Regions from separate parts of the Homo sapiens genome. Here region 2 is linked to region 1. Evidence: chromatin contacts called from ENCODE Hi-C data. All regions are on one chromosome and are shown on one strand. The core of a region is the stretch at or near the end of the contact, and the rest is flanking DNA. Distances in the headings are between cores, read along the strand shown. Region 1 overlaps NALCN (sodium leak channel, non-selective). Region 2 overlaps NALCN (sodium leak channel, non-selective).

What was found. A loop is a pair of places that touch in the nucleus more often than their neighbours do. Pooled maps may share reads with other maps.
Region 2: a map of endothelial cell of hepatic sinusoid shows a loop between it and region 1 (6-fold over the local background). The contact joins two enhancer-like sites. A Hi-C loop is called at or near these places in 2 of 168 maps with a recorded cell type or tissue (endothelial cell of hepatic sinusoid and sciatic nerve) and 1 of 50 pooled maps.

Annotation. Positions count from the first base shown.
Region 1 is chr13:101,256,925-101,261,021 of GRCh38, reverse strand. NALCN (sodium leak channel, non-selective) reads left to right here. Exons shown (of 44, transcript NM_052867.4): 11 at 2,448-2,579. Among named protein-coding and RNA genes, the nearest start is that of NALCN, 160 kb to the left of the region's middle. RefSeq lists enhancers at 2,867-2,926, 2,257-3,456. Within about 2 kb of position 2,786, at least 5 of the 41 ENCODE cell types and tissues checked have a DNase peak (open chromatin) inside an H3K27ac peak, as active enhancers do.
Region 2 is chr13:101,304,953-101,309,476 of GRCh38, reverse strand. The region is part of intron 7 of NALCN (sodium leak channel, non-selective); the gene reads left to right. Among named protein-coding and RNA genes, the nearest start is that of NALCN, 110 kb to the left of the region's middle. Within about 2 kb of position 1,981, at least 2 of the 41 ENCODE cell types and tissues checked have a DNase peak (open chromatin) inside an H3K27ac peak, as active enhancers do.

The DNA.
Region 1 (4,097 bases), core at 1,537-4,036:
ACTTAAAGCTATGACCTCAAACTATGAAATTACTACAAGAAAACACTGGGGAAAATCTCCAGGACATTGGACTGGGCAAAGATTTTATGAGCAATACCCCCATAAGCACCGGCAACCAAAGCAAAAATGGACAAATGGGATTACATCAAGTTACAAAGCTTCTGCACAGCAAAAGATACAATTAACAAAGTGAAGAGACAACACACAGAATTAGAGAAAATATTTGCAAACTACCCCTCTGACAAAGGATTAATAACCAGAATATATAAGGACCTGAAACAACTCTATAGGAAAAATCTAATAATCTGATCAAAAAATGGGCAAAAGATTTGAATAGACATTTCTCAAAAGAAGACATACAAATGACACAAACAGGCATATGAAAAGGTGTTCAACATCATTGATCATCAGAGAAATGCAAATGAAAACTACAATGAGACATCATATCACCCCAGTTAAAATGGTTTATATTCAAAAGTCAGGCAATAATAAATGCTGGTGAGGATGCGAAGAAAAGGGAACCCTTCTACACTGTTGGTGGGAAGGTAAATTAGTACAATCACTATGGAGAACAGTTTGAACATTCCTCAAAAAACTAAAAATTGAGCTGCTGTAATTTAGCAATCCCACTGCTGGGCATATACCCAAAAGAAAGGAAATAAGTATATCTAAGAGAAATCTTCACTCCCATGTTTGCTGCAGCACTGTTTGCAATAAGATTTGGAAGCAACCTAAGTGTCCATCAACAGACGAATAGATAAAGAAAATACAGTACATATGCGTAATGGAGCACTATTCAACCATAGTAAAGAACAAGATCCAGTCATTTGTAACAACATGGATGGAACTGGAGATCATTATGTTAAGCGAAATAAGCCAGGCACAGAAAGACAAACATCACATGTTCTCACTTATTTGTGGGATCACAAAATCAAGATAATCAAACTCATGGACATAGAGAGTAGAGATTGGTTGCCAGAGGCTGAGATGGGTACTGGGGGGACGGGGGGAGGCAGGGATGGTTAATGGGAACAAAAAAAATAGAAAGAATAGATAAGACCTACTATTTGCTAGCATAATACAGTGACTGCAGTCAATAATAATAACTGTACATTTTAAAATAACTTAAAGAGTGTAACATAATCATTTGTAACTCAAAGGATACCCCATTCTCCATGATATGCTTATTCCCCATTGCATGCCTGTATCAAAACATCTTGTGTACTCCATAAATATATATGTGTATATATATATATTTATGTGTGTGTGTATATATATATATATATATACACTTACTATGTACCCACAAATATTTTTAATGTGAATAATATGGCCTGGAACATAGTAACCGTTTAATACATGATAACCTTTATAATAATACTCATTATGGCCAGGCATGGTGGCTCATGCCTGTAATCCCAACACTTTGGGAGGCCGAGGCGGGCGGATCATGAGGTCAGAAGATCGAGACCATCCTGGCTAACGTGGTGAAACCCTGTCTCTACTAAAAATACAAAAAAATTAGCCAGACGTGGTGGCGGGCGCCTGTAGTCCCAGCTACTCGGGAGGCTGAAGCCGGAGAATGACGTGAATCCAGGAAGCAGAGCTTGCAGTGAGCCAAGATCACGCCACTGCACTCTAGCCTGGGCGAGAGAGCGAGACTCTTTCTCAAAATAATAATAATAATAATAAATAATACTCATTATTTTTTAATGTTTAATTATCTTTATCTTAATGTAGGCAGTAGACTTGGACCAGACTTGGGTTCCAGTATTGAGTCCATCTTCAATCCCTGTTTGACAGTGGGAAAGTTACTTAACCTCTTTGAGCCTCAGTTTCCTTATTAGAATAGGTTCCTAGGGCTGTTATGAGTTAATTTATGTAAAGCACCTAGAAAAACTCCAGGTAGAGAGCAAGTATGATGTACATGTCACTTACTAGAAGTTGTAGTAAAATTTTCAACAAATATTTATGGAAGTAATAAGTAAAAAATAAATCTCAGGTTTCTCTTACTTTTCCAGTTGTATAATAATCATCTCTAAAATATTTTCATCTGCAGTATTCTCCCTAAACACAGAATAAAGAAATACTTGTTTTGTGTTACTAGCTTTTTAAAAGCCATTTATCCATACAGTCAGAATTAAGGATAAATACTACCCAACCAACCAATTAAAAATTAAGATGCAAGCCATACACAAATGATATATGTTTTCCATTTTTAGTCAAAAGTCTCTGAAACCATCTTCCTAGTCACTGTTTAGCTGCCTGAAAGAAAGGTTCCCTTGCCTGCCCAGTTCAGCAGTGTGGGACATGGATGGCTTTATCTTGGAAGCCCTGTTTTGCATAGCAGCACATCACAAAGGTGCTGTCAGCCAAGGACTAAGTCAATTACACTTAATCATGAGGTTTATTTCTTTGTTAAGAGTCTGTCTGTTTCGCCCCCTCAGAAAATGATGCGGTCATCCGTTTTCCACATGTTCATCCTGAGCATGGTGACCGTGGACGTGATCGTGGCGGCTAGCAACTACTACAAAGGAGAAAACTTCAGGAGGCAGTACGACGAGTTCTACCTGGCGGAGGTAAGCAGCTCTCCACCGTGCAGATCGCTGGGCAAGGAGCAGGTGAACCGCGGACAGTGCCTCTTAGAGATGCAAAAGTGAAGTGTAGCCTGTTCATTACTTGACTTTCACCAAAGCTGAATCATTGTCTGCTTCTTAAGTGGTTCCTCTGGTCACAGTGTGGCCTGATTCATTTCCTGTCACCGCGGGCCTGAGTCATCTTCCTCACAGTATGTCACGTTGCCAGGGTAACCCTTTTCCCCTGGGTCTTACTCTAGAATCTTGCTGTTTTCCTATCCACCTCTTATTATCTCTCCCTTTCTCAGCGTACATTAGTTTGTTTCCTACTAAGTACAAGCAGGCACAGATTCAGAAGATCATAAATAAGCTGGTCAGCTCAGCAATACGTAGAAGAGGGCTGGAAGGACATATAGAGAGATGGTAATGATAAATTACTCCTCTAGAAACGGGTGTTACAACCTACATTAAAGACACCAATTAAAGGTAGGTTTCATGATTAAATAAGCATCTCCCTAGCACTCTACATATCATATTACAGTTTTGGAATAGTACTTCCTATTGATAAGGTAATTTTGTTAATACCTGATTCTTAAAATATTTTAATTTTTATTTCTTTCAATAAGCATTTTGCATTTATATTAAAGCATTTTAATAATTTTCCAAGATCTTTGTTTTTTTAATGTAAAAACTTACCTAAAATATATCTCAGAATTCAATGGTTACATATTTACAAAAAAATTGATTGACAACGTAGAAACCCATTCATTGTGTGAGTGAGGTATACATACACAGTTGTACAACGCTTCAATAAATCCAACCTATGAAAAAGTAAACTGAAAAGACAGAAAAAAGTCACAATTTTATTATTTTTACCAAAGCATTTTTCACATAAAAAAAATCAATTTGCCATATAATTAAGTGTTATTACATTCCTAGAATTCTCTCAGTACATTTAAAAATTGATTTGGTTAATAAAAATTTAGTCTACCCACGCACAAGCTTTTCTGAAAAAGAATTGATTGCATGTACCTAACGAGCATAGACATCTACGTGGATATCAAGAAACTTTTAAGTAGTCGCTTCTGAATTCTCCTCTTCATGGAAGTATGTCTCCTGAAACAAAATACCGTTAATACAAAACTTTTACTGGGCTACAGTCTCTGTGATGCAACATTTGCCCAATGGCCACCTGGTATATGGAGCTTACAATCTAGCAAAAAAAAAAAAAAAAAACAATAAACAATAAGAGTTTTGTGCTATGGAGAACTAATGACAGGGGCTGATGAAGAAATTATATCCAGCCCAGCCTCTGAAAAATAGGTATAATTTTGCTGAAAATCCAGCACACGATGAATGGATTGTCAATAAAAGCAGAGAGAAGGTCGGGTATGGTGGCTTACGCCCGTAATCCCAGAACTTTGGGAGGCCAAGGCGGGTGGATCACGAGGTCAGGAGTTCGAGACAAGCCTGGCCAACATGGTGAAACCCCATCTATACTAAAAATACAAAAAATTAGCT
Region 2 (4,524 bases), core at 732-3,231, 49 kb before region 1:
TGTATCCCTACATTTTATCAAACTATGTGGTGTCTGATTTATATCACTGAGGTGGCCATTCATTATGGTCATGAACTGTGAGGTCAAAGCACTTGCAAAAACTTGCCAAAATACTTCCTATTCCAGTACTAAATATTTCTCATATTTGTTTGCCTAGAATAACAAGATGCAGGCTTGGTAGTCCTTTCAAGAATGTGAATTTCTTTGGTATGTCTGAGTTTAGTAATGTTGAATTGTGTGTGTGTGTGTATTATTCTTAAGACTTTGCCTGTATTTTAACATTTTATTTGGTAAAAATAGCATTATTTTGGCAAGATTTTTAAAGCCTTGAAATGGGACAAATTAAAGTATAATGCTTTTTCTTGAGAAATAATTTATTGCTCCATGTTGTTGAATCATACCATTAGTCATGAAACCAAAACCCTATATTTAAAAAGTAACAATCTCATATTCAAAGTATCTCCTTTGAACATTTCAAAGAATCTTAAGCAAATCTTTATGTGACATTAAATTGTACATTTTACCTTGTTATTTTAGATCTATGGGTGGAGTTCATTCTTCGGGCTAAGTGTAGGTATGAAGTGTGAATTTCTGTGTCTTGGTATGCCAGTAACTTAGGGCAAGGTTAGTAGAGTGGCTTTTGTGAGAAAAAAAGAGCTGTTTTATCAGACATCAGTTGGAACTTTGCCTTGTTTTGTTTCCCTGAACCGTCCAATCTGCTTCATATACTTGTGTGAAATCCTAAAATGTCTGTATGTCAATAATTTTTAGTTAGCATATTTTTTCCAAACAGACATCCTTGTGAACATCAGCCGTTTCTGAGAACTGGGCCCACGGACCATAGCTACTTTGAGTCTCAGTCTATGTAATAGTTGGGGTAAAGTAAGCTTTAAAGAGAGAACTCACAACACAATGGCTCAAGCAAGACACAAGTTGATTTCTTTCTGAAGCTGCCATCCTGGGTATGTGGGTATTTGGATGAGCTGGGCCCCATGAAGTCATCCCAAAGTGCAGGCCTCTGTGGCATCTCTGCCAAACTCAACACTTACTCTCCAAGTCTGTCCTTGGCTTCTCTATTTCTAGCTGGTGGAAGGGAAGGGAAAAATGAGTCCAGGGAAGGAGTTTTTGTAGATGGCTTGGGAGTTGCATACATCAGGAAGAACTTTGTCACAAGGCCACAACTCCTTGCAGGAAATTCTAGGAAACATATTCCCTCACTGAGCAGCCATGCGCCCAGGAAGAAGAGAAGAATGAGTCTAGAGTCGCAAGCAGCAATATCTACTACAGGCTTAAATAACCAAAGGACAAAATGCCCAGTCCATTATAAATATATTCCAAAAATGAAGCCATGAAATTTGACTTCATTTATTGAAGTCAAAACAAATTTATTGTTATAAACTAATTTCTCTATTTTATATTTCTCAAATGATTACATTTTTAACACAGAACAAAGCCATAGTTAGAATTTCAGTAATCGTATGGAATATCCAAAAGGTACACCCAATACACCCAAAAGCTAAACCAGAGTCACTGCTAAATTTTATATTGTTCTGATTTACCTAACAGATTAGTGAAAATAATTAAAATCTTGCTGCTTTTTAAATTTTAAATATCGGATTTTGGTTAGAACTCTAAGAATATTTAAAACTATCTTTACCTACTCTTGTTGGACAATCATTTGAGGAGCTAAGAGTGCAGAGAAGGCAGAGAAATGTTCTCCTCAACCCAAGCAAAAGCACAGAAGAACTATTGCTAATCCAAAATGCAGGAAGGAAATTTCACCCCTCCTCCCTTCCCTTTTCTTGGGCTAGTCTGTTTAACTTTAAAAGCAGAATTTTTGCTCTCACAAAGTATACCAGACAGGAATTTGTTCAAATTCCTCAAAACCAAGCCAAGAAAAGTTTCAGAAAGTTCAGACATGCATGGCAGAGTGGAAAGAACATAGTCTGTGGAGGCGAGCACGGATTCATTGGAATGCCGCTCCAGACATCCACTCTGGGTGAACTCAGGGATGTGTTTAGTCTCATTAAGCCACAGTCTTTTCATTTTTAATGTAAGAGTGATAAGAACGACTTGCCAGTGTGTTGGTGGAGAACTGAAATAGAGAAAGGCCTGGTGTGTAACAGGATGTTTCTCTCCATCTGTGTAATCTGTGACAGTCCTAGGAAGTTCAAAGTTATGACTGTTCTGGGTTTGTGGCCAACAGTTGTCTGTGGCTTCCATGGGTTGGAGCTGTCTAATGGGGCCCAGACCACCATCGCTCTGCTCAGAAGCTAATCATACCAAAACATGAGGTTTTTCTCCAAGCGACAAAGAGGGGCTAAGCACCCAAGGATCTCCATAATAGTAGCAGGAAAATGAAGCTGAGACCTTACCCTGACTTAGAAGTTCATAACAATAATGGCCCCAAACAAGATGCTCATGTCTATTGGTTGTGGTTAATAATCATGCAACAACATGAACTTCAAACCCAGCCTATGCTTGGCTCTTCCAGGGACTGAAGGCATCTCAGAGCCCCACCCCTTACCTCAGAAACCGCAGGAAGGAGCCTGGGTTCTCAGAGTCCAAGAAAATGCACCTGATAATAGCACCTGAACTTCCTCCACACAAAGAAAGCCTGATAGGGACAGGGGATTAAGCTTGCATGGAGGGCAGGATCCAACCCACAGTAGCACTTCCTTGCCATGCGACCTTAGCAAATGGCTTAACTCGCTTTCTGTATCAGTAAAATGGTGTTTGTAGTACTAAGGTGTCAGTGAGGATTAAATGAGCCAAGCCTGACCCACAGCAATTCATGACAAGTCTCAGCCACTTTAATGAATGTGATGATATTCTAACGTTTGGGATGCTGAGGTGGAGGACGATGGTGTCCCACCTCCTGCAAATGCCATGTGAACACTGAAGCTACACAAGCAATGGCTCTAAAGTCAAAGCCAGCATCAGGACTGGTATAAAAGAATCACCAGGACAAGGGCAGGGCAGAGGGGAGGCCAAAGCAGCTTTGTCAGTGCCTGCACGGCTGGACCTAGAGGAATTTCTCGACATAGAGGGTAAAACAACCCATTGGCCCACATTTCTGAGGACCGACGTGGGAGAAGGGTCACATGAGGCCATGAAATGGGCATCTGCAGAGGAAATGGAAGCCAGTGTCTGGAGACAAGTGGAGCCATTGAGCTAGCAATGCGTGATAGATACTGTGGGAAGGGATGTGGGGAATGCAGCACCTCTCAAGGGAGGTGGCTGAGTCTGGCAATGAGGGCCTGGGGCATCCTTAGTCAGCAAAGCAGGTCTGCAGCCTCGGGAGCTCTGGCAGCTGGTGTGGGTCACCAACTGGCCTCGGGCACCATTCATGGAAATTAATCTGGATAGTCCCCTCCTGGAGACCCTCCAGGATGGCAGATGAGCAGACTGGCCGGCTTTCAAAGTCTGCTGACCTCTATAATTGTGGCTCTTCACATGGTCCAACACACTCTTCCCTTTTACATGTGTTTCCTCTTTGAATATTTCCACCAGCCCCTCTCCCTGACCTCTCTCTGCTTTGTTACTTTCCTTTGCCCATTTAATCTACATTTTATGTTTTGTCCAGATTAACATACCTGTGTTTCATCTGCCAGGCACTGGCCCAGGCCCTAGGAATATGGTGGTGACCAACACAGAGTGGCTGCTTTCATGGAGTTTACAATCTACAAAGGGACAAAAAGGATAAACAACTTTAAACTTTAAAATTTGGACAAACTTTTATAAATACTGCATTTTTCCAATAAAATGAGATAAACAATGGTATAACCTACATTGTACAGAATCTGTGTCTCCCTAAAATTAAAGCTTTGAGATAAAAGGAGACAAGAGGTATTGTTGGACTTGAATTTGTCGTGCAAATAAGATTAAAACCTTGAATATTAGCCTTTTGATTGTTGTCTCTTTTTGCAGTATGAGGTAGTTGTGAATTCTAGGTCAAAACATAAGGGTTAAAAGGCTGGAAAAATTAAATAGGCCAAATGAAAGAATTGTCTTGCTAAAATGTCTATGTAGATGATAAAATGTCCTTGTGCCTCTTTAACTTCAATGATTTGTGCTGGATATTTTATAAGCGTCCATTAGGCAATAGCAAATTTATTCAACTATAAGAGAATTACGAAACACAACTATCATAGGAGATACTTATTTCCTTCCAACCAATAAGTAACCACCAGTGATGAGAAGGCAGAAAGTGACAAGATTAACCAAGTAAGAGAGTTGGATACAACATTCAACTCCATTTCTTCATGTCCCAATAAGAGACAACGTTTGACCTGCCCTCTCATTCCTAATCTTGTTGAATGAATCTAGTACAGAGGTTCATAAAAACCGTCAGGTATATAATGCCGGATTTTGTCAACAAACAATAACAATAATTTTTTCTTTAAAAATTATTCCAGGCCAGGCCGGGTGCGGTGGCTCATGCCTGTAATCCCAGCACTTTGGGAGGCTGAGGCGGGCGGATCACGAGGTCAGGAGATCAAGACCAGTCTGGCCAACATGGTG